2 separate regions of the Homo sapiens genome follow, and region 2 is linked to region 1. Evidence: read pairs that join two places in POLR2A ChIA-PET (ENCODE). Cell type or tissue: K562. All regions are shown on one strand. Each heading gives the region's core, and the rest is flanking DNA. Links, peaks and the distances in the headings are about the cores only.

Region 1 (11,937 bases), core at 1,902-9,901:
AAATATACTTTCAGCCCAGTTACCTCAGTCATAGTCATCTCTCATTTCTGTCTGCAGTTTAAGTTCTTATTTATGTCTGTGCAGTAAGGAGAGGGAGCGTGTTGCCAGGAGAAAAGCTGTAAACGGCTTTGGGCCTCATCGTACAGCTACAGGTTGTACTTAGGACCCGTGTTAGCCACTTAGACTACAGCTGTGCACTGTGTCCCCCTCATCCCCACCCCGACCTCCAGCTGAGAAATAATTATCACAGAGTCCATGCACTGAAATGGAGGTGTTTAATCACAAGAACACCTCCGCAGTGCCTGTGTGATCGGCCGTCCCTATGTGAGCTGCTGATCTCAGAGACAGCATTAGGATGGCGACCACTGCCCCAGACGGCCCAGTGCTCTACCCCTAGCGTGATCTGAACTGCTGAAGTCAGAGAAGTCCACGTTGGATAAACAAAGCCAGCCCAGTAGTAACCTGGCTGTCACAGTGACCGTGTGTCCGTCTTACTGAACCTGGGTTTACGTGACTAGGATGCTGACACAAGTGAGTTTGCGCATGGCTTGCTGTTCTCTTCAACCCTCTCCAGCCTGAATAGGAATGTTAAACCCACTCAGGAATTCTCGTTGGTCTAAAGGACTGTGTTCATTGGTCTTTGACACTCCGTCAACCAACTTAGCGGGGTTGACCTGAGCCTTCGGACACGATGTGCCTGTGGGTGCCTGCCTCTCCTCCCACGAGACAGACCTGAACTGTCTCCTCAGCTGCTCAGCTGATTGTGAGAAATGTATTCTGTGACAAAGGCAGGCCACATTTCAGCGTCTTTTCTGAAGTGGCATGCTTAATTCCGCAGGGGCAGTGGGGGGATATTTAGAAGCAGTCGGTGGGAGAGGATGAACTGCTGAGTTTGAAGTAGTGAAAGGGGAAATCAGTCATAAAATTCATGTTTGAGAATTACACCAGTGAAGCCGTTGACTGCCTGGGTCAGAGCCGAAGGGCCATGTTTAGTGGCTGGGAGCCACTCGCCCCCAGCACTGGCTTTCTGCATGCTGCACGCCTCTTATGTCAAGTCTTTGCCTCCATTTTTGTAGGACCTCTTCTTTTTCATTTTTTTTAGTTTTATTTGTTCCCCTTTTTATTTTATTTATTTTTCATTTGTTTAAATGTATGGGGTACAAGTGCACATTTGTAACATGCATAGATTGCATAGGGATCAAGTCAGGGCTTTTAGGGGATCCCTCACCCACATAAACATACATTTCACCAATTGAGTAATTTCTTACATAGGACCTTTCTACTGTCAACAGTAATTGTGGGAATTGTTTCTACAGTGATTTAAGCCTTGAAAGAAGTAACTTCCTCCTAGTAAAATTGTAAAATCAAATGGTAAGATGACGTGGTCTCTAAGGAGGAGTGTCTACAGCTTTAATTACTACACTGCTAATGGTGAGAGGGTTGTACATTTTATCTGGTAAGAGAAAGTCTGCCTCTCCCATGGGCGGATGATATGACTTTTATTGAATGGAAAACCGGATGGAGATTATTTTTCATCTTGCTAATGTAGTTTTAAATTATGTATTCCATGTTCACATTGTAATTGTAGCATTTTCTTGCATGACACTTTCAGCAAAGTTTGGTAGCTGTTTCCCATGCTTGGCATTACCTCTAAAGGTGAAGTAACATAAGAATTGTATAGGAATACCATGAGAGCATAACGTGAGCATTATCAGCTAGGTGAGTGCGGAAGATCACACTGTTTAATTGCTGGATTGCCAGCTTCTGACCCTTCTCTGGGAGTGCGGCTGCCTCTGTACCTGCTTCATGACAGTACAAGCGTGAAGGCCACAGGAGAAAAAGAACAGGACCACACAGCCCAGACCAGCCTTGGAAGGCATGACATTGCGTACAGAGTGTATCGGTTGCTTCTGATTTCCGTGATTTGAACCACTCTTTTATTATGGACTTCAAAGGGAAAGTAAGCATAAGTTTAACTTCTGTGCTTTGGTTTTTCAGATAAACCTTATCTGATGGGACAAAAATTCTAAAACTATGGCAGCTATCAAAATTGTCACAGCTTTATAACAGCAAACCAAGAGGAAGAGTGGTGTAAAAATAGACTCAGTCTGAGTTTTGGTTTGGTTTCGTTTTATCTGGGGGAGAAGGAGGTTGCCCTAGTAAAATTTCTACTTGCAAAGTCTTCCACGTGCCATTTTTTCTGTTAATATGTTCTCAGTGAGTGGTCTAAACTAAATGTATTGTGTTCTATTAATCACTGTTTACAGAAATTTGCCATTTAGGAATGTATATTGTGCAGTCTAATGTGTGCATTTCCCAGTTTTCACAAGGGGTTTTCTCATGTGCATGTAATAAGCAGTTCCACACTGGGTTTTCTTGATTATAGAGTCTGTGTAACGCTGTGACAGCCTGGGGTGGCACCTCGCCACAATCTTCAGAGTTGCACATTACTGTGTAACATTAGAAACTGCTGCTACTCTGAGCTCAAGTGAGTCAGGGGTGCACCCCAAGAGCTGGATCACTGTAGGGCCAGTGGGTTACCAGGTTGTCCTCCTACAGAAAGGGGAGATGGGGGGAAAACAGACCACCCTGCTGCAGTTTTAGCCTGCATTTCCATGAGTTATGGAAGGATTGGAAGAAAAGCTGACTGTCAGAGTTTTGCTCTAATACAGCTTTTTTGTGGGTTTTTGTGTGTTTTCTTTTTTTCTGAGACAGGGTCCGGCTCCGTCTCATCCAGGCTGGAGTACAGTGGCTGGTGCCATCTCAGCTCACTGCCGTCTCCCCCTCCCAGGCTCAGGTGATCCACCTCAGCTTTCCAAGTAGCCGGGACTGCAGGCGTGCACCACCACGCCTCACTAATTTTTGTATTTTTTGTAGGGATGGGGTTTCACCATCTCTACAAAAGATGGGGTTTTGCCCAGGCTAGTCTTGAACTCCTGAGCTCAAGCAATCTTCCAGCATCAGCCTCCCAAAGTGCCTGTAATAGGCATGAGCCACCATGTCCAGCCTCTAATACGGTTTTTAAGTATTCTCGGATGCTCAAAACTGATCGCAAAACCGGATTTCAAAATTACTATATAGTTTTTGTTACTGTATTTATAAAACTTAGCACATTGTGGCTTTTAGGTTGCTGTTATGGTGAGGTCAGCTTCCTGTCTTGGATTTTGAGTAGCTTTTGCCCTCCTCTAGAACATGGTGTGTTCAGTTAGATGCTCTCCCTTGATCCTTTGCTCTTCAGCATGTCCTAAACGTCTCTGTTAGACAGAACCATCAGTTCCACAGTTTGGCCCCCCTTGAGCTCCGTGTTCTCTACCACCCCACTTGGTGCCCATAAGGAAAGAGACACATAAAAGCCCCTCCTTGCTGTCAGGGGGCTCATGGGCTGTCATTCCTCAATGTACTTGGTGTGGACCCCTGAAATGCCAAACACATGGAAAATTCTAGCACCCTAGTTAGAGGAACACTGCATGACAAGTTCTTGTTTCTCCTGGCAGCTTTGTAAGTACCCAGGCATTCCCTTGCAGAGATGGGTGTGGTCCCTCAGTGATTGTCCTGGGAGCCATTCAGAACCATAGCTATGGGTGATCCTTGGCAGCACCTGGTTAACCTGATGGGAAAGGGTCCGGAACCGGGCAGGCCATCCAGGCCGTGTAGATGATCAGAGGGTGCGAGCACAGGATTTAGGCATTGGTGTTTCATAGATGGATAGGTGGTATGTCCTTGGGCCCTAGTTTGAGAAACACTGATCTGGGCTGAAGCTGGAGGTTTGTTTTAGAAATTTGCTTAAGGAAGTATCTAATTTCACTGTAGTTTGCTCAGCCTTTAGCTTTGCAGATTAAGCTAGCTACTTATTGAAAATACCTCCTCAGAACCCTCTCCTCCTGCCCCCCACAGGCAACCTATATCCTTGGCTCTCCAAGCTTCCAGGGTCTGTTTTTTAAGCATAAATGCTTCTACTTTTAAATAGTACTTACAAGATCATACGTCACCTCTGAGCTTACGTCTCTCTTTCCCCATTTTCTCCCCTCCATCCTGCAGAAATGGAACTTTAAATTCTGATCCAGGAGAACCAGTAGCCCACAGGCAGTCCTTTGACCTCCTGACCTGCTATGCATCCTCTGCCCTGCAGCTTCTCACATCCCCAGGTGGAAATGCTGTGCCCCTTCATCCATACCGTGGCACTTCCTCACTGGAGGTCACCTCTCCTGTGCATGGTCACATTCTGCCTGTCTGTTGAGAGGCTCCGTTCTTCGCTGCGTTCTGCTTACCTGGTTAAGCCACAAAAGGTTCTATGCTTAGACTAGACGTGGGATTTAAAAGTTTCCATGTTCGTGTACAGGAGTGTACAAAATATGCATGAGCAAGTGGTCACAGTCATAGACACACCGTGCCTTGGGGGGCCCCAGGTCATAAGATGGTGTTCTCTGTATTTCACCTGACGCCTTTGGTTTTGTTGCTCTGTGAGAATGAGGGCAGTCTTTTAAAGGAACTCATCCAGAAAGAAAGGAGAAGCAAGTGTGTTGGAGAGAAGATACATTTATCATGTCATTACTAAGCCCTGTATTAAACTTATTGTAAACACTAGGGTAATTACTGACTCCCTCCATGTGAGGAATCAGGGAAGGGCTGCTGTGTCCAGGCTTTCCGGCGTCCGTAAGTGCTACCTCCAGCTATTCAGTAGCTCCAGCCGAAAGCCATGCCCTCCCCTTTCCTGCATCCTTATTATCAGCTCTGCTGCTCACCATTGCCACCACCTTGTCCAAGCAATTGACATCAGTCTTTATTGCCTTTTTCCAATCCATTTCTCACACACCAGGAGGATTTTTTATAGATGTAAGTCATATATTACTGCCCTGCTTAAGGGTGTGTCTTCGCTTTCTGGTGTACTTGAGATAAAATTCATACTTTTTTTTGTTTGTTTTTGAGACGGAGTCTCCCTCTGTTGCCCAAGCTGGAGTGCAGTAGCACCATCTCAGCTTGCTACAAGCTCCGCCTCCCGTCTTCATGCCATTCTCCTGCCTCAGCCTCCCGATTTAGCTGGGACTACAGGCTCCCACCACCACGCCTGGCTATTTTTTTTTTTTTATTTTTAGTAGAGATGGGGTTTCACCGTGTTAGCCAGGATGATCTCGATCTCCTGATCTTGTGATCTGCCTTCTCGGCCTCCCAAAGTGCTGGGATTACAGGCATGAGCCACCGCACCTGGCCAAATTTCATACTTCTTACTGTGGCCTACAGGACCCTTTGGGGCTGGCCTTTCATTGCTTACTGGGCTTCCAATATGCTAGGCTCCCTCCACTTTCTGGAATTGGCCAATTTCTTTCCTCCTGTTTTGCACATGTATTCATATATATACATATACACACATACCTTTTTTTTTTTTAATCTGGTTGACCTCTTATCCTTCTGGCCTCAGCACAGACGGCACTTCCTGGGAGAAGACTCCCCGATTTTCCCCCTCCATCTAAAACATAGCGCTCAGCCACAGTTCTAGTTGCATGCTTAATGTGTTGGTTTCTTTACCTAAGCTAAGCTGCGGGAAGTTAGGCAGCACATATGTTTATTTACTCAGTCTCACGGCATTAGCACCTGGAACAACACCAGGCAGTGCTCACTTGCTCAGGTTTGTTAAACAGTGACTCTGATTTTTGTGTCTTTGTCTTGTTGCCAGATTAAGTTCTTGTCTGTGGTTTTATGGCCAGAAGAGGCACACATAAATGAATGAGTACTCTGCCTTTAACTCCCTTCATACTTTCTGCTCTTTTCCTTCTGTCCAATTTATTAAGCACACTGCATACTATGTGCCATGTCATGAGGTTCACTGGGTGACCCCCATGGGACCATGTGACTGATTTGTCCTCTGAAAGCCAGTGCTTGCTGGGCTGGGGAGAAGCCAGTTGCACAAAAGGTTATAACATAAGGCAACAGGTAAGTGCTCTCAGCTGAGCAACTTAAGAGACTGTGTTCAAAGGCTCAAGGAGCGAGCATGTCTGGTTGAGGTCTGCAGAAACTATGAAGAGGGAAAAGGTGTCTCCGTGGGCCTGGAAGGATTAGTCGGGTTTTTATAAAGCAGCAGTGTTGGAAGCGATGGTTTGGATAGAAGGCATGAAGTGGGTAGTGGAGTGTTTCTGATGGTTTATACACCTCTAGACCTTACCTGAGAAAGGATTTTTTTTTTTTTTTCCCCAAGACGGAGTCTCTCTCTGTCGCCCAGGCTGGAGTGCAGTGGCACGACCTCGGCTCACTGCAAGCTCCACCTCCCAGGTTCACGCCATTCTCCTGCCTCAGCCTCCCGAGTAGCTGGGACTACAGGCGCCTGCCACCACGCCCGGCTAATCTTTTTTTTGTATTTTTTAGTAGAGACGGGGTTTCACCGTGGTCTCGATCTCTTGACCTCGTGATCCACCCGCCTTGGCCTCCCAAAGTGCTGGGATTACAGGCGTGAGCCACTGCGCCCAGCCGAAAAAGGATTTTTAAGGCAGTTGACAGTTTGGAAATACAGGGATATAGTGTTCTGTTTTTAAATCCAAGCGAAGATGTCATGACAAACTGAAATGAAAACATATTAAAGCCAGGGTTATGGTTAGTCCAGTCCAGGGTATGCATGCCGTGGCATTGGTGACTGCAGGTGGGCTGCAGATTTGGCTTTCAGCTGTCTGGTGGCATGTGATAAGAGTGTGCTGATGAGTCAGATCCACAGTGCTCTCACACATACATGCGCACAGTAGTTGCTCCGTAGAAGTATAACTGTGCACGGTAATGAGACTTGAAAAACAGTTTTGCCCTAGGTCATTAGGAAAGTTTTTCCTGGTTTAGTGAACAAAATGTGTCCGCACCACTTTCTTCACAATTGATACAGTATTCATGGTACTGTTTGCTAAAGGGGGTCCTTGGTTTGTAGCCAGAGGCACAAACCACTTTTGGTATTGGTTCTAGGGATAGCTAAAAGCCTCAGAGTTCATGTCATAGAGCATGGTGTTTCTAACCCCCGCCCCTTAGCTTTAAATAAAATATTAGAAAAGAATCTATAATTTTCAAAATTATTTAACTTTAAATAACTTCCTAGGTTAGTTTTAAACCTTTAGGGGTTACAGGACATCCACTTTCAAATTTCACCTTCCAGTAAGTAAAAACATGACTTACAAATACAGAATCCATTCATGTCAAGTATTCATTTAACTCAGCGAAGGAATCAAAAAGATAGTAAAGTTGAGTCAAAGAAAATGCAGGAGACCATGTGTAGGCACTGAAACAACGCTGGGATAGTTTCAGAGAAAGAGACAAAACCGGTTAACGGCCTGCAGGGCAGCCATACTAACCTTTGCTGTTGTCTTTTCTCCTGAGCAGGTGTCATTTCAATCTCTAAGCAATGCCATTGATTTATATCACTCTCAGTTTTCTAAAATTGACATCCATATGGAGCTGTAAAATACTCTAAACAGCGCTAAACAGTCAAATGAAGGTACATGGCCATAAAGAACGAGATGATCCCTGGTGGGAGTGGCTCCCAGTGCCCCAGCATGATGTTGAAAAGATACGTGGTCCTTTCACCTGTTTCCAAGTTGGGAATTTTTTTTTTTCCTGACCATTAGGAAAAATGTTGACGTTGGTTTTGGTGAATCTGATTTGACCCATTCTTCCTGGGAGTAATAGGATAACACGGCCGCTTCTCATTTGTGTAGACAACCCCAGCTCATCATCATCTGCACGTGGCCTGGAGGGTCACTGTTCCCTGCAGTGGCTCCTTGGGAGAGGAGTAGCACCCTGTTCATCAAAAGCAGGTAGCAAGGCGCACTTACAGTTGCTGACTGGCAGGGGCGGAACGCCGTAGGGCTTTGTAGCCAGGGTAAGAAGTTTGGGTTTTTTTCAGATGGTGAAGGGATTGAAGTGGAAACATGATGTGTGCTGATTGACATTTGACATTTGATTGTCTTCTCAGTCCATTTTCAGATATTTGTGAGAGAATATCTGAAACTACGTAATTTACAAAGAAAAGGAATTTTTCTTTCTTGAAGTGATAGATGCTGAGGAGTCCAGGATCAAGGGGCCCCCTCTGGTGGAGCCTCTTTGCTGGTGAGGACTCTGCTGAGTTCCCAGGCATCACATGGCGAGGGGGCAGAGCCTGCTTATGTGCCAGCTCAGCTCACTCTCCCCCTCTTCTTATGAAGCCACCAGTCGCACTCCCGTGATAACCCATTCATGAGGGCAGAGCCCCCATGACCCAATTGCCTCTTAAAGGCCCCTCGTCTCAATACTGCCACACTGGGGGTTACATTTCAGGATGTGTCTTGGAAGGGATAAATGTTCAAACCATAGCAGCTGCTGACTGCTCTGAGGAGAGTGACTTGCCGGTGAGGTGGACTAGCAGAAGTCATCAGAGCCTTTCTCAGAGTCCAGGCCAGGCTGTTAATGCTGGTGGCTTGCAGATGTAGACCAGCATTACTAAACTCTTAAAAGTTTGTTTCCCTGGGATCAAAGCTAACTTGGCAGAGACCTTATTGTGTCTTCAGAATTTTCTTCCCAGTGCTCGAAATTCGAGCCAAGGAACGAAAATCTCTTGAATGAGGGTAATTTTATTAACACTCTTCCTTATTATTTAATTAAAATTTTTTTATTTCAGGGGTGGTTTTAAGTGCCATCTTTTAAAGCATTACATCGGTAATTTGCTAATCTGAGCTTCTCTCCTCTCCACAGCATGAGGCCCTGATACATTTAGGGCCTCTGTTAAAAAGCAAAAAGTGTGTGGCAGTGGCAATAGAATCACCAAAGCTAAAATCATAGAGAATGGTGGCTCGTAGTGTTTTAAAACTGTTTGAAAAGTGATTATAGGATTGGGGAAAAGTTGATACTTCCATCTTTAAGCAGATAACAGAAAGCCTGGTTGCATGACTGGCAAACAATTTTAGATTTAAAAACAACAGCCCTTGGCTTTAAAATACTTCCACCTTCTTCCGGCCTTCCAGGGAACTCTCTATACTTCCTTACTAGGAGGGTTATACTGGACAAAAGAGGACCGTCTAGTCTAGGGATCAGCACGCTTTTCCTTTAAAGAGCCATTTAGTAGATATTTTACACTTTGAGGCCAGACGGTCTCTACTACTACTTAACTCCACTATTGTAGCCTGAAAGCAGCCAAAGACAACAGGTAAACAAATGAACGTGGCTTACAAAACTTTATTCACAAAAACAGGAAGCAGCCCAGATTTGGCCAGGAGCCCTTGTTGGCGGAGCCCGGGTCTAGCCTGTTGGCCACCCAAGTTCTTACCTGTCTCCTCCTAACCTTCTCACCTTGGGAAACATAATTTATTACCATGTATGCCTGAGTCATAGAGGACTGACTGCTCTCTCTATGGTTTCTCCTCTCCTAGGAGTGGACTATTGTTGATTTTTACTTGGTTCTTGCTAGGCTGGGATAGGGGCTGCAGTGGAGGGTGGGAACAGGGTAATCTTTGGTTGTTCTGGTCTTAGGCCCTGTGTGTCTCACCTGTGGGGGTGAAGTGTTTCATGATTTTTTTCTTCTGCTCAAGGAGTGAAAGAGTTCTTTTTTTTTTTTTTTTCCACACTCTCCTTCCTTTGGCACTAGTAGATCAACAGGGTTTGCTGCCCTTCCCCCAGAGGCCAGAGAGAGGGCAGGGCAGGAGAGTACGGCTCCGTGCTTTTCTCATGGGGGTGGCACGTCCTCTCCTCTGTGCCTGAAAGCCTGCTTCACCTCCACACTTTCTCATTAGCGAACTGCTACGCTGTCGTGCCAGTCCACACGCAGCCTCTTGCAGGTCTTTAGAAGCTCAGCTGAGTTTCTTACTATTATCTGTCTCTTGTGTTCTGCCGCAGTTGAGACAGTCCACATGGCCCCAGCTTTCCTTGCAGCGGCTCATCTTTCCTCAGATTGCAGGCTGTGTGGCTGCCTTGCAACCTCAGCCATCCTGCAAGTTCAAGAACAGTTGTAATTGATAGTTTATCCAGCTGTAACCAGCGTTTTAGCTGTGCACGGGCCTATTCTTCATTCTGAGCTATTAAGCTGGTTTTCATTTGACTTTGGTTTGCATAGAACACAGGGTTTGCAGAATGGGTTTGTGACTGGGGTGGGTTGTGACATGGTTTCTTAGAACGGGGCCCACACATGGCCCACGCATAGAGGTGTTTCAGTACAGCAGTAACAGCCCGGCACGGTACCACAGTGTTCACAGTTGTGGGAACAGGGTGAAGAGTAGACTGTCCTCCAGCTGGGAGAGTAGGCAGGGATGAGTCGGTGCAAGTGGACGAGTCCAGGACAGAGCTGGCTTCTGAGCCTAGGAGGTCGGGCACGTATCCTTGCCTTTATTCACTGTGCCCTGCCTGTGGTTTGCATGTGAGAACACACATCTCTGTCTTGTGTGCTGGGGCTGGCCCAACCTCGTAGATCATGTTTAACTCTGTGTTGTTAGGCATAACCACAGTCTACTTTAATGACAGCAGATGCCCCACTGTTTAGTCACACTGCAAAGAGCATCCTTTCGATCACCTCCCAGTGGAAATCCATGATGATGAATAAATTCCTAGATTCGGATTTGTCAAAGATTTGTTTTGTTTTGTTTAATATTTTTGATACAAGTTGTCAAACCATCTTCCAAAACACATTTTACCACTCTGCTCTCTAGCCAGTGAACACATTTTGCTTGGCCCTGATATTAGGGTTGTTTTGGGTGTTTGATAAACTTATGTGTTTTGACATTAGAATTGTAAACCAAAAATAGCATTCTAAGCCCTGCAGCTTGGAATGTGAACTGCCTCTTGGCCAAGGGGACCCTAAAGAAACCTACATAACTAGTTCAGGCCATAATGTGGGGGATGGGGGCAGACACACCTCATTATACCCTTACCGCTTTGGAGTTTAGACACAACTGACTAGCATTAACATTAAAAGAGAAATCCTAATACTGACAGAACAGACTCTGTAGCAACCAGATACCAACTTCCAACCTGAGTCAGGTAGAGCATCACATGACAGATAATAGGTGCCCTGAAGGAAGCCAAAGTATTTTATCCCAAAATATAACTTGACATATTCTGCAATGCCCCTGTAAAGCTCTCTTGTGGGGGAAATTTTCATTCTGTAGAGAATCTCCTTCCCTTACCAGGTCTTTTCCAGAGAGGCTGACACCTTTTCAGCTCTGATAAGAGACAGTCACCCTATATATGAAGCCTGCTACCTGGAGACTTCGTCTGTACGGCAAGAAGCTTGGCTTCCACACCTCCATATCTAAACTCAAGCATTTCTTTATTCTGGATTCACCTCTTCAGATAGGGCTTACTCTTGCAACCAATTGCCAGTTAGGAAATCTTTGGATCCACCCATGACCTGGAAGCCTCCCCACCCCGCCACCCCATCCTGCCTTCCTAGGCCAAACCAATGTATACCTTACATGTATTGATTTATGTCTTTGCCCATAACTTCTGTATTCCTAAAATGTCTAAAGCCAAACTGTAACCCAGCCACCTTGGCACATGTTCTCAGGATTTCCTGAGGCTATGTCAGGGCCATGATCCTTAACCTCGGTAAAATACACCTCTAAATGGATTGAGACTTGTCTCAGATACTTTCTAGTCTACAGAATGATTAACTTGATTGCTTTAAACCTTCAGGTTTGGAGTGGCCATCTTTTTTACAAACTGCATACCTCTAGCCTTCTCTTAGGAGATGACGCTACATGCCAAATGTTTTAAATTTCAAGGATAGTCTTTATATAAAATCTATGTACTTGTGGATAATTTCCTCAAAGAACTCATGAGATGAGAAACTCTCGACTGAAGAGAACTAAAAATAAAGACTGAGTGAATGTCACAACCACTGAGAACAGGTTTTGAAAAGTTCACTGTGAGGTAAATGAAGACCCTGTTCTCATGGTCTGAAAATTAATTGAAAGGCCAACAGAATGACGCCTGGAAGGGTGACCAGAT
Region 2 (11,937 bases), core at 1,443-9,442, 82 kb before region 1:
AAAATATTTTCAGTGAGTTTTCAGATTAATATTTGTCTCAGTCATGTAGACAACAACAAAACCGTCCTGTGTTTTGTTGTTCAGATGTGACCCCACAGGTCTACTTCTGTGCTCACAAGGGAATTTCTCTCTTCTTGCATGTCCAGTACCACCTTGTAAGGATAAATTCAGGTGCTTTAAATGAACAAATAACTTAGCAGAATACACTGATTCCTGAAGCCTGCCCAATTCCTTCTGTGCTCTGACGTAGACATGGCTGTGCATTGTCGTAAGAAGTCGACACCACCTATCTCTATAGAAAGCAGAGGGGAAAAGTGCAGGATTCAGCAGCTTTTCTTAACAAATTGTAACATTTTGAGTTGGCTTCCATATATAAACAAGGAGTAGATAAGTTTATTTTAGCATTTTAGCAAAAACACTTAGTAATTTAGTATATTTCCGTGACATTTACCTTTAAGACTCTTTTTAATTACCTAATTGATCTTATCCATGATGGGTTCAACACAAAGAACAAATATTCAGAGAACAGTCCCAATTCCATTTCCAAATTATGTATACTTAAACATAACATACCTACTAAAATATTGCTGGCTTCTAGGGGTGACTTTTGGTCTGTCACTGGTAAGAGTGCATGGATACACATGGAAAGTCAGTGTTCAGAAATCTTGATTGGCATTCATGCATGCCTTCCATACTATCTGTAGTCCTTTTCTCTTGTAATAAAATACATGTAACCTAACATTTGCCATTATAACAATTTTAAGTATATAATTCCCTGACGTTAATCACAATGTTGTATTTGTATCTCCAAAACTTTTAAATTCCCCCAAACAGAAACTTTGTAACCGTAAAATGTATGTAACCTAACATTTGCCATTATAACCATTTTAAGTATACAATTCCATGATGTTAATCCAATGTTGTATTTGTATCTCCAAAACTTTTAAATTCCCCCAAACAGAAACTTTGTAACCGGTAAAATATACGTAACCTAACATTTGCCATTATAACAATTTGAAATGTACAATTCCATGATATTAATCACAATGTTATATTTGTATTTGTATTTTATTTGTCTCTCCAAAACTCTTTAATTTCCCCAAACAGAAACTCTGTAACCATTATGTAAAAACTCCCCATTCGCTTCCCCCAGTCCCTGGAAATCTCTATTCTACTTTCTGCCTCAGTGAATTTGCCTATTCTAGATATTTGATATAAGGGAGATCTTGTAGTATTTGTCCTTTTGTGTCTGGCTTCCTTCACTTAGCATAATGTTTTCAAGGTTCATCCGTGTTCCAGCATGTATCAGCACTTTATTCCTGTTTATGACTGAATAATACTCTTACATAGATACACCACATTTTATGTATCCATTCATCTTAGTGGACATATGCGTTGTTTCCATATTTTGGCTACTGTGAATGCTACCATGTACCTTGATAATTCCAGTATATAATTGAGTCCCTGTTTTCAGGTATTTGGTATATATGTCTAGGAGTGGGTCCTGTGGGTTGCATGGTGGATCATTGTTGGGTCATATGGTAATTCGATGTTTAACTTTTTGAGGAGCTGTCAAACTATTTTACACAATGACCACACCATTTTACATTTCCACTAGCAGCGCTCGGCTCGGCAGCACTTATTTTCCATTTTTAAAATTATAGTCATCCTCATAGATTTAAAGTAGTATTTCATTGTGATTTTGATTTGCATTTTCCTAATGAGTACGATGAGCATCACTTGATATGCTTATTAGCTATTTGTATGTCTTCTTTGGAGAAATGTCTAGTCCTTTGCCCATTTTTCATTGGGTTATTTGTCATTGTTGTTGAGTTTTGTTGAGTTCTTTATATATTCTGGTTATTAAGCCCTTACCTTACCAGATATGATTTGCAAATATTTTTATGTTGGCTTTTCACTTGCTTGATAATGTCCTTTGAAACACACAAGTTTTTAATTGGTTAAAGTTCAGTTTACCTATTTTTTTTTCTTTTGCTGTTCATCCTTTGGGTGACATATCCAACTGTTTCTTTTTCAAGATTGTTTTGACTTTCTGGGACCTTTTGCAAGTCCATATGAATTTGAGTACAAGCTTTTCCGTTTCTGCAAAAAAGGCTGTTGGATTTTTTTTTTCTTTGAAACAGAGTCTCACTCTGTTGCCCAGGCTGGAGTGTGGTGGCATGATCTCGGCTCACTGCAACCTCCATCTCCTGAGTTCAAGCAATTTTTGTGCCTCAGCCTCCTGAGTAGCTGAGATTACAGGTGCCCACCACCAAGCCCAGCTAATTTTTGTATTTTTAGTAGAGACAGGGTTTTACCATGTTGGTCAGGCTGTTCTCGAACTCCTGACCTCAGGTGATCCGCCAGCCTCGGCCTCCCAAAGTGCTGGGATTTCAGGCATGAATCACCGTGCCCCACTAGCTGTTGGAATTTTGATAGGCCTTGCATGAACCTATCACTTTTGGTTAGCATGCATTGCTAGTATATAGAAACACTCTGATTTTTGTGTGTTATCCTGCAACTTTGCTGAATTTATTAGCTTTAGTAGCATTCCTGTGGATTTTTCAGGATTTTCTATATATAGGATCGTGTCCTATATATAGAATTGTGAATGAGTAGTGATAGTTTTACTTCTTTTCAATTTGGATGCCGTTTGTTTTTTGTCTAATTACTCTGGCTATAACTTCCAGTTATACACTTCACAATTGAGTGTATTAGCTGTGAGTTTTTCATAAATGTCCTTATCATGTTGAGGAAGTTCTCTTCTATTCCCAGTGTGTTGAATGTTTTAATCATGAGTTAGATTTTATCAGTGCCTTTTCTGCATTGATTGAGGTGATCCTGTGGTTTTCCTTTCTTTGATTTTTCTAATGCAATATATTACATTGATTGATTTTCTCATATTAAACCACCCTTGTATTCCTGGGATAAATCCCATTTGGTTATAATCCTTTTAGATGTTAGATTTGGTTTGCTCGAACAGCCAATCCTCATTATTCATGGATTCCATATTTGCCTATTTGCTAAAATTTATTTGTAACCCAAAAATTAATAATGCAGTGGTTTCATGGTCATTTATACATACACCTAGAATGGCAAAAAAAAAAAAAAAAAAGAGAGTCACCTGACACACATCTTCCTAGCTGAGACTGCCCATAACAACACACTGCCTTGTTTCAGCTGTGAGACCACCAGCGGGTGGAAGTGATGGGGGTAATGCAGTGTAGTACCAAAACCTTTGGCCTCAGAGCCACTTGAAGTGGTTTAAATCTCAACTCTGGCACCTGTTAGTGGGACGGTCTCAGGCAAGTCACTTAACATTTTTGAGTTTCATTTTCTCCATTCTGTAAAATAGAATCGACTAGGATCAGTTGTTTGTAGGATTATAATCTATGTGAGATATGTGTGTGCATATTTACCTTATGAGCAGGTGGTTTAGTATCCATTGATTCAATGGTCCTCACCTTTATTTCTAATTTTAGTTATTTGTGTCTTTTCTTTTTTTCTCTGTCCAGCTAATGGTTTCTCAATTTTTATTGAGTTCTTCAAATAACCAACTCTTAATTTCATTGATTTTTCTTTTCTTCTATTCTCTATGTATCTTACCCGTAATCTTTATTATTTTCATCCTTCTGGTACCTTCGGGTTTACTTTGCTCTTCTTTTTCTAGCTCCTTAAGGTGTAAAGTTAGGCTGCTGACATGAGATCTTTTTTTCTTTTTTAATGTAACCTTTACATCTATAAACTTTCCTCTGACCACTGCCTTCACTACATTGCATACTTTTTCTGTGTTGTGATTTTGTTTTCATGCATCCCTAAGTGTCTTCTACTTTCCCTTGTGATTTCTTTTTTGACCCATGGTTGTTGAAGGAGGGTGTTGTTTTAATTTCCACATATTTGTGGATTTTCCCATTTTTCTTTTGGTGTTAATTTCTAGCTTCATTCCACAAGATAACTTTGTAAGATTTCAATTTCTTAAAATGTGAGACTTGTTATGAGGTCTGACATTTGGTCTGTTCTGGAAAATGATTCATATGCACTTAAGAAGGTATATTCTGCTGTTTGGTGAAGTGTTAGGTCTAGTTGGTTTATAGTGTTGTGCAAGTCCTGTTTTGATCTTCTAGATAATCTGTCCTGTACTGAAAATGTAGTGTATTGAATTCTCCAACTGTTATTGTAAAGCTATCTTTTTCCCTTCAGCTTTGTCAATATTTGCTTCATGTATTTTGGAGCACTGTTGTTTGGTGCTTACATGTTTATAATTGTTATATTTTCTTGTTGAACTGGCCTTTATGTCACCATCTTTTGTGTCTTGTTACAGTTTTTGACTTAAAGTCTGTTTTGTCTGATATTAGTGTAGCCACCTCCAGCTTTCTCTTGCTTACTATTTACATTTAATATATTTTTTACTACTTTCCCTTTCAACCTTTTTGTTTTTGAATCTTGAGTTTCCTGTAGATAACATATAGTTATATAATGTTTTTATATCCATTCTGCCAGTCTCTGCCTTCTGTCAGAAAAGTTTAATTTACATTTCAAGTTACTACTGACAAGCACTTCTTCCATGTTGCTATTTGTTTTCTGCCTTATACTTTTGTTCCTCATTGCCTTAATTACTACCATTTGTGATTAGTTGATCTTTTTTCTTTTTAATAATGGATTGTTTGGATTCCCTTCTCATTTCCTTTTGAATATATAGCTTTTAGATATTTTCTTTGTGGTTATCATGGGAATTATATGTAATATCCACAATTGATGTTGTTGTTTAAGTCAATATCAGCTTCAATAGCATACAAATGTCTGTCTATACAGCTCCATCTGCTCCCTTTATGTTCTTACAAAGTACATATTTTATGCATTGTGTGCTCAATAACATGGATTGATAATTATTTTTCATGCATTTGTCCTTTTTTTTCTTTTTTGAGACAGAGCCTCACTCTGTCACCCAGGCTGGAGCGCAGTGGCATGATCTCGGCTCACTGAAACCTCTGTTTCCCAGGGTCAAGTGATCTCCTGCCTCAGCCTCCCGAGTAGCTGGGATTACAGGCATGTGCCACCACGCCTAGCTAATTTTTGGATTTTAAGTAGAGACGGGGTTTCACCATGTTGACTAGGCTGGTCTCAAACTCCTGACCTTAAGTGATCCGCCCACCTCGTCCTCCCAAAGTGTTGGAATTACAGGCGGGAGCCATCGCACCCAGCCTGTGTATTTCTCTTAAGTCATGTGTGAAAGAAAAAGTACATTCAAAATTCCTAAATACAGTACTACTGGCTTTTATATTTGCTCATGTATTTACCATTACCAGAGAGCTTTATTTCTTTTTCAGCTTTGAGTTACTGTTTAGCATGCTTTCACTTGAAGCATTTCTTTCAGGGAAAGTCTAGTGGTGATGAACTTCCTCAGCTTTTATTTATCTGGGAATGTCTTACTTTCCCCCTCAGTTTCAACGTTAGTTTGCTGGATATAGGACTTTTAACAGGTTTTTTTTTTAACTTTCAGCTTTTTTTTTTTTTTTTTTTTTAAGAGATTGGGTCTTGCTCTGTTGCCCAGGCTGGAGTGCGGTGGCATGATCATAGCTCACTGTAAGCCTCAAACTCCTGGGCTCAAGTGATCTCCTGCCTCAGCCTCCCAAGTAGCTGGGACTCCAGGTGCACACCACCATGCCTGGCTTCAGCATTTTAAATATGTTGTTCCATTGATTTCTACCTTCCATGATTTCTGTTGAGAAATCAGCTATTAATCTTATTAAGGATACCTTGTGCTTGTCAAGTCACCTCCTGCTGCTTTTAGGATTTTCTTTTTGTCTTTTGCTTCCAATAGTTTGATTATGATGTGTCTCAGTGTGGATCTTTTTGAGCTTATTCGGCTTGGAATTGATTGGCTTTGGATAAGTAAATCATGTCTTTCTTCAGATTTAGGAAGCTTTGTCCATTATTTATTTAGATAATCACTTTGTCCCTTTCTTTTCTCCCAAGTCTTCCATAATTTATTTGTTGGTATGCATGATGGTGTCCTGCTAGCCTACTAGGCTCTGTTCATTTTTTCTTTATTTTCTTTACTTTCTACTTTTCAGATTCAGTAATTTTAATTGTGCTATCTTCAAGTTCGTTGATTAATTTTTTTCTGTTAAAAACTTTCTGAGCCTCTCTAGTGAATTTTTTATTTCAATTATGTACGTTTCAGCTCCAGAATGTTTGCTTGGTTCCTTTATAAAATGTGTTTCTTTATTTTGTTTATAAATTGTTCTGATTTCCTTCAGTTCTTCATATCTTTCTTTTGCTTTTTGAGCTTATTTAAGACAGTCTGCCTGGGTTTCCTTCTGGCTGGTTTCTGTCAATTATTTTATTATTTTGAATGAATTGTACTTCCCTATTTCTTTATATGCTTTGTGGGGTTTTTGTTGTTGTTACTGTTGAAAACTGCACATTTGACATTATAATGTAATTCTGGAAATCAGATTTTCTTCCTTGTTTTGCTGGGATTTTTTTGTTGTTGTTGTTGAAGGCTAGAATTGGCTGTTTAGTGACATTTCCACACTATTCTGTAGAGACTGTATTCCTTATTGTTTGTGGTCACTGAAGCCTCTGTTCCTCAGATTGTGTTCCACTGTGTTTTGGCAGAGATTTCTTTGGAAGCCTGGAGCTAAGCAAACAAAACAAAACAAAACAGAGCACTTCTCCTAGTTTTTGCATTTAACTCTGTGACTCCAGGTTTGCATTGAGCCAGGTGATCAGTCTGAGGTGAAAGCCGAGAAACTTCTCAGGTCTTTCTGAGCGTGCATCTTGCCCTGGGCTTGTGCATGGCTGTCTTTCCCCTTACACCCACATGCTTTAGAATGTCCTGATCTTCCAAAGAAACTCTCCTGCAGCTTTTCTGGGGGTGCCTGTGGACTTGTTTGTATATCTCAACTTGATCATTTAGCCTAGGTGTTTGTGGGTGTTAGTTTGTGAACAATCTCCCCCATTTTTCTGGCTTAAGGGCCCAAGTTCAGATGTCGTGCCGTGGTCTTCTAGATAGCCTTCAGTCAGGTTAGAACATACCTACACAATTATTTGTGAATAAGGTTGGCTGTGCTCCCTCTAGAACCAGGAACCAGGGACTTTCCCACTGGGAATGCAGGCTGTCAGGCCAGGGAGGCACAGCAAGTACAAGTAAAAATACCACAAACCTTTCCTGTAATTTTGAAGTTGCTAGCTTCTTGATTCAATGTTCACTTGTCTGCTGCCAATCTTTGACTTATTTCCAGAGTCCTGATAATGTTGGTTGTAAGAATAATTGCTGTTTTTTGGAAATGTTTCTGTATGAGAAGTCAGAGCTTCCTACTCTACCAAGTCTGCCCCTGTCTGTACATCTGAATGGTTGTGGTGGAAAGTCACTGACAATTTTCAATATTCAAGGTGTGCGTAAGCACCATCCCTGCAACTGTGAGTCTGTGTAAAAGGGCTTATCACCGCACTACCCATTTAAACAATTGGCGCTGGCTTATGATTCTTCTAATTATATAATAAACAGTGTTAATAAATCTAAATATTCATCCTTATGCCATCTAGAAGTCATCTGGTGGACCACTAGGAGGATGTACATCATGCTTTGGGAAACTCTCTTCTGCCATAAGTACAGATCTTGGCTGGCATTGATAGTTTTCCTTCCCCAGCCCCCTGCTATATTCTAGATCAGGCTACCCCATTGTGTCTGTGGTCACAGCCACATTTACTGGCAGGCACTCCACAACTCAGGAATAGTTTGTGTTCTGAAGCTTTTTGTTATTTTTAAATTGGTGCTTGATCTGGAAACTTTGAAATATGTTATTCATAAGGCTTAGGTTTCTTTTATTTATTTATTTTAATTTTTTATTTTTTCATTATTATACTTTAAGTTTTAGGGTACATGTGCACAATGTGCAGGTTAGTGACATATGTATACATGTGACATGCTGGTGCACTGCACCCACTAACTCGTCATCTAGCATTAGGTATATCTCCCAATGCTATCCCTCCCCCCTCCCCCCACCCCACAACAGGCCCCAGAGTGTGATGTTCCCCTTCCTGTGTCCATGTGTTTTCATTGTTCAATTCCCACCTATGAGTGAGAATATGCGGTGTTTGGTTTTTTGTTCTTGCGATAGTTTACTGAGAATGATGATTTGCAGTTTCATCCATGTCCCTACAAAGGACCTGAGCTCATCATTTTTTATGGCTGCATAGTATTCCATGGTGTATATGTGCCACATTTTCTTAATCCAGTCTATCATTGTTGGACATTAGGGTTGGTTCCAAGTCTTTGCTATTGTGAATAGTGCCGCAATAAACATACTTGTGCATGTGTCTTTATAGCAGCATGATTTATAGTCCTTTGGGTATATCCCCAGTAATGGGATGGCTGGGTCAAATGGTATTTCTAGTTCTAGATCCCTGAGGAATTAATGCCTAGGTTTTCTTCTAGGGTTTTTATGGTTTTAGGTCTAACATTTAAGTCTTTAATCCATCTTGAATTGATTTTTGTATAAGGTGTAAGGAAGGGATCCAGTTTCAGCTTTCTACATATGGCTAGCCAGTTTTCCCTGCACCATTTATTAAATAGGGAATCCTTTCCCCATTGCTTGTTTTTCTCAGGTTTGTCAAAGATCAGATAGTTGTAGATATGCGGCATTATTTCTGAGAGCTCTGTTCTGTTCCATTGATCTATATCTCTGTTTTGGTACCAGTACCATGCTGTTTTGGTTACTGTAGCCTTGTAGTATAGTTTGACGTCAGGTGGCGTGATGCCTCCAGCTTTGTTCTTTTGGCTTAGGAATGACTTGGCGATGCGGGCTCTTTTTTGGTTCCATATGAACTTTAAAGTAGTTTTTTCCAATTCTGTGAAGAAAGTCATTGGTAGCTTGATGGGGATGGCATTGAATCTATAAATTACCTTGGGCAGTGTGGCCATTTTCACGATATTGATTCTTCCTACCCATGAGCATGGAATGTTCTTCCATTTGTATCCTCTTTAATTTCATTGAGCAGTGGTTTGTAGTTCTCCTTGAAGAGACCCTTCACGTCCGTTGTAAGGTGGATTCCTAAGTGTTTTATTCTCTTTGTAGCAATTGTGAATGGGAGTTCACTCATGATTTGGCTCTCTGTTTGTCTGTTATTGGTGTATAAGAATGCTTGTGATTTTTGTACATTGATTTTGTATCCTGAGACTTTGCTGAAGTTGCTTATCAGCTTAAGGAGATTTTGGGCTGAGATGATGGGGTTTTCTAGATATACAATCATGTCATCTGCAAACAGGGACAATTTGACTTCCTCTTTTCCTAATTGAATACCCTTTATTTCCTTCTCCTGCCTAATTGCCCTGGCCAGAACTTCCAACACTATGTTGAATAGGAGTGGTGAGAGAGGGCATCCCTGTCTTGTGCCAGTTTTCAAAGGGAATGCTTCCAGTTTTTGTCCATTCAGTATGTTATTGGCTGTGGGTTTGTCATAGATAGCTCTTATTATTTTGAGATAAGTCCCATCAATACCTAATTTATTGAGAGTTTTTAGCATGAAGCATTGTTGAGTTTTGTCAAAGGCCTTTTCTGCATCTATTGAGATAATCATGTGGTTTTTGTCTTTGGCTCTGTTTATATGCTGGATTACATTTATTGATTTGCGTATATTGAACCAGTCTTGCATCCCAGGGATGAAGCCCACTTGATCATGGTGAATAAGCTTTTTGATGTGCTGCTGGATTCGTTTTGCCAGTATTTTATTGAGGATTTTTGCATCAATGTTCATCAAGGATATTGGTCTAAAATTCTCTTTTTTGGTTGTGTCTCTGCCTGGCTTTGGTATCAGAATGATGCTGGCCTCATAAAATGAGTTAGGGAGGATTCCCTCTTTTTCTACTGATTGGAATAGTTTCAGAAGGAATGGTACCAGTTCCTCCTTGTACCTCTGGTAGAATTCGGCTGTGAATCCATCTGGTCCTGGACTCTTTTTGGTTGGTAAGCTATTGATTATTGCCACAATTTCAGATCCTGTTATTGGTCTATTCAGAGATTCAACTTCTTCCTGGTTTAGTCTTGGGAGAGTGTATGTGTTGAGGAATTTATCCATTTCTTCTAGATTTTCTAGTTTATTTGCGTAGAGGTGTTTGTAGTATTCTCTGATGGTAGTTTGTATTTCTGTGGGATCAGTGGTGATATCCCCTTTATCATTTTTTATTGCGTCTATTTGATTCTTCTTTTTTTCTTTATTAGTCTTGCTAGCAGTCTATCAATTTTGTTGATCCTTTCAAAAAACCAGCTCCTGGATTCATTAATTTTTTGAAGGGTTTTTTGTGTCTCTATTTCCTTCAGTTCTGCTCTGATTTTAGTTATTTCTTGCCTTCTGCTAGCTTTTGAATGTGTTTGCTCTTGCTTTTCTAGTTCTTTTAATTGTGATGTTAGAGTGTCAATTTTGGATCTTTCCTGCTTTCTCTTGTGGGCATTTAGTGCTATAAATTTCCCTCTACACACTGCTTTGAATGCGTCCCAGAGATTCTGGTATGTTGTGTCTTTGTTCTCGTTGGTTTCAAAGAACATCTTTATTTCTGCCTTCATTTCGTTATGTCCCCAGTAGTCATTCAGGAGCAGGTTGTTCAGTTTCCATGTAGTTGAGTGGTTTTGAGTGAGTTTCTTAATCCTGAGTTCTAGTTTGATTGCACTGTGGTCTGAGAGATAGTTTGTTACAATTTCTGTTCTTTTACATTTGCTGAGGAGAGCTTTACTTCCAAGTATGTGGTCAATTTTGGAATAGGTGTGGTGTGGTGCTGAAAAAAATGTATATTCTGTTGATTTGGGGTGGAGAGTTCTGTAGATGTCTATTAGGTCTGCTTGGTGCAGAGCTGAGTTCAATTCCTGGGTATCCTTGTTGACTTTCTGTCTTGTTGATCTGTCTAATGTTGACAGTGGGGTATTAAAGTCTCCCATTATTATTGTGTGGGAGTCTAAGTCTCTTTTTAGATCACTCAGGACTTGCTTTATGAATCTGGGTGCTCCTGTATTGGGTGCATATATATTTAGGATAGTTAGCTCTTCTTGTTGAATTGATCCCTTTACCATTATGTAATGGCCTTCTTTGTCTCCTTTGATCTTTGTTGGTTTAAAGTCTGTTTTATCCGAGACTAGGATTGCAACCCCTGCCTTTTTTTGTTTTCCATTTGCTTGGTAGATCTTCCTCCATCCTTTTATTTTGAGCCTATGTGTGTCTCTGCATGTGAGATGGGTTTCCTGAATACAACACACTGATGGGTCTTGACTCTTTATCCAATTTGCCAGTCTGTGTCTTTTAATTGGAGCATTTAGTCCATTTACATTTAAAGTTAATATTGTTATGTGTGAATTTGATCCTGTCATTATGATGTTAGCTGGTTATTTTGCTCATTAGTTGATGCAGTTTCTTCCTAGTCTTGATGGTCTTTACATTTTGGCATGATTTTGCAGCGGCTGGTACCAGTTGTTCCTTTCCATGTTTAGTGCTTCTTTCAGGAGCTCTTTTAGGACAGGCCTGGTGGTGACAAAATCTCTCAGCATTTGCTTGTCTGTAAAGTATTTTATTTCTCCTTCACTTATGAAGCTTAGTTTGGCTGGATATGAAATTCTGGGTTGAAAATTCTTTTCTTTAAGAATGTTGAATATTGGCCCCCACTCTCTTCTGGCTTGTAGAGTTTCTGCCGAGAGATCCGCTGTTAGTCTGATGGGCTTCCCTTTGTGGGTAACCCGACCTTTCTCTCTGGCTGCCCTTAACATTTTTTCCTTCATTTCAACTTTGGTGAATCTGACAATTATGTGTCTTGGAGTTGCTCTTCTCGAGGAGTATCTTTGTGGCGTTCTCTGTATTTCCTGAATCTGAATGTTGGCCTGCCTTGCTAGATTGGGGAAGTTCTCCTGGATAATATCCTGCAGAGTGTTTTCCAACTTGATTCCATTC

Evidence for each region. Peaks named below come from ENCODE experiments on the same cell type or tissue, not always from the same donor. Only the 100,000 strongest peaks of a DNase experiment are listed, where the experiment ranks them.
Region 2: POLR2A ChIA-PET joins it to region 1 with 5 read pairs; 3 of 35 experiments call an interaction of 5 or more read pairs at or near these places.

Annotation. Positions count from the first base shown.
Region 1 is chr6:4,904,665-4,916,601 of GRCh38, forward strand. The region is part of intron 2 of CDYL (chromodomain Y like); the gene reads left to right. It overlaps LOC105374897 (a long non-coding RNA gene), which reads left to right. Exons shown (of 2, transcript XR_926412.3): 1 at 1-1,960; 2 at 4,039-11,937. Among named protein-coding and RNA genes, the nearest start is that of LYRM4-AS1, 93 kb to the right of the region's middle. RefSeq lists an enhancer at 2,016-2,075 and a silencer at 2,446-2,495. In K562, for the core only: CTCF peaks have their summits at 4,938 and 8,047 (motif pointing left); a DNase peak (open chromatin) is centred at 6,647.
Region 2 is chr6:4,822,752-4,834,688 of GRCh38, forward strand. All of the region lies in intron 1 of CDYL (chromodomain Y like), which reads left to right. Among named protein-coding and RNA genes, the nearest start is that of CDYL, 52 kb to the left of the region's middle. In K562, for the core only: no CTCF peak of the experiment used is centred there; no DNase peak of the experiment used is centred there.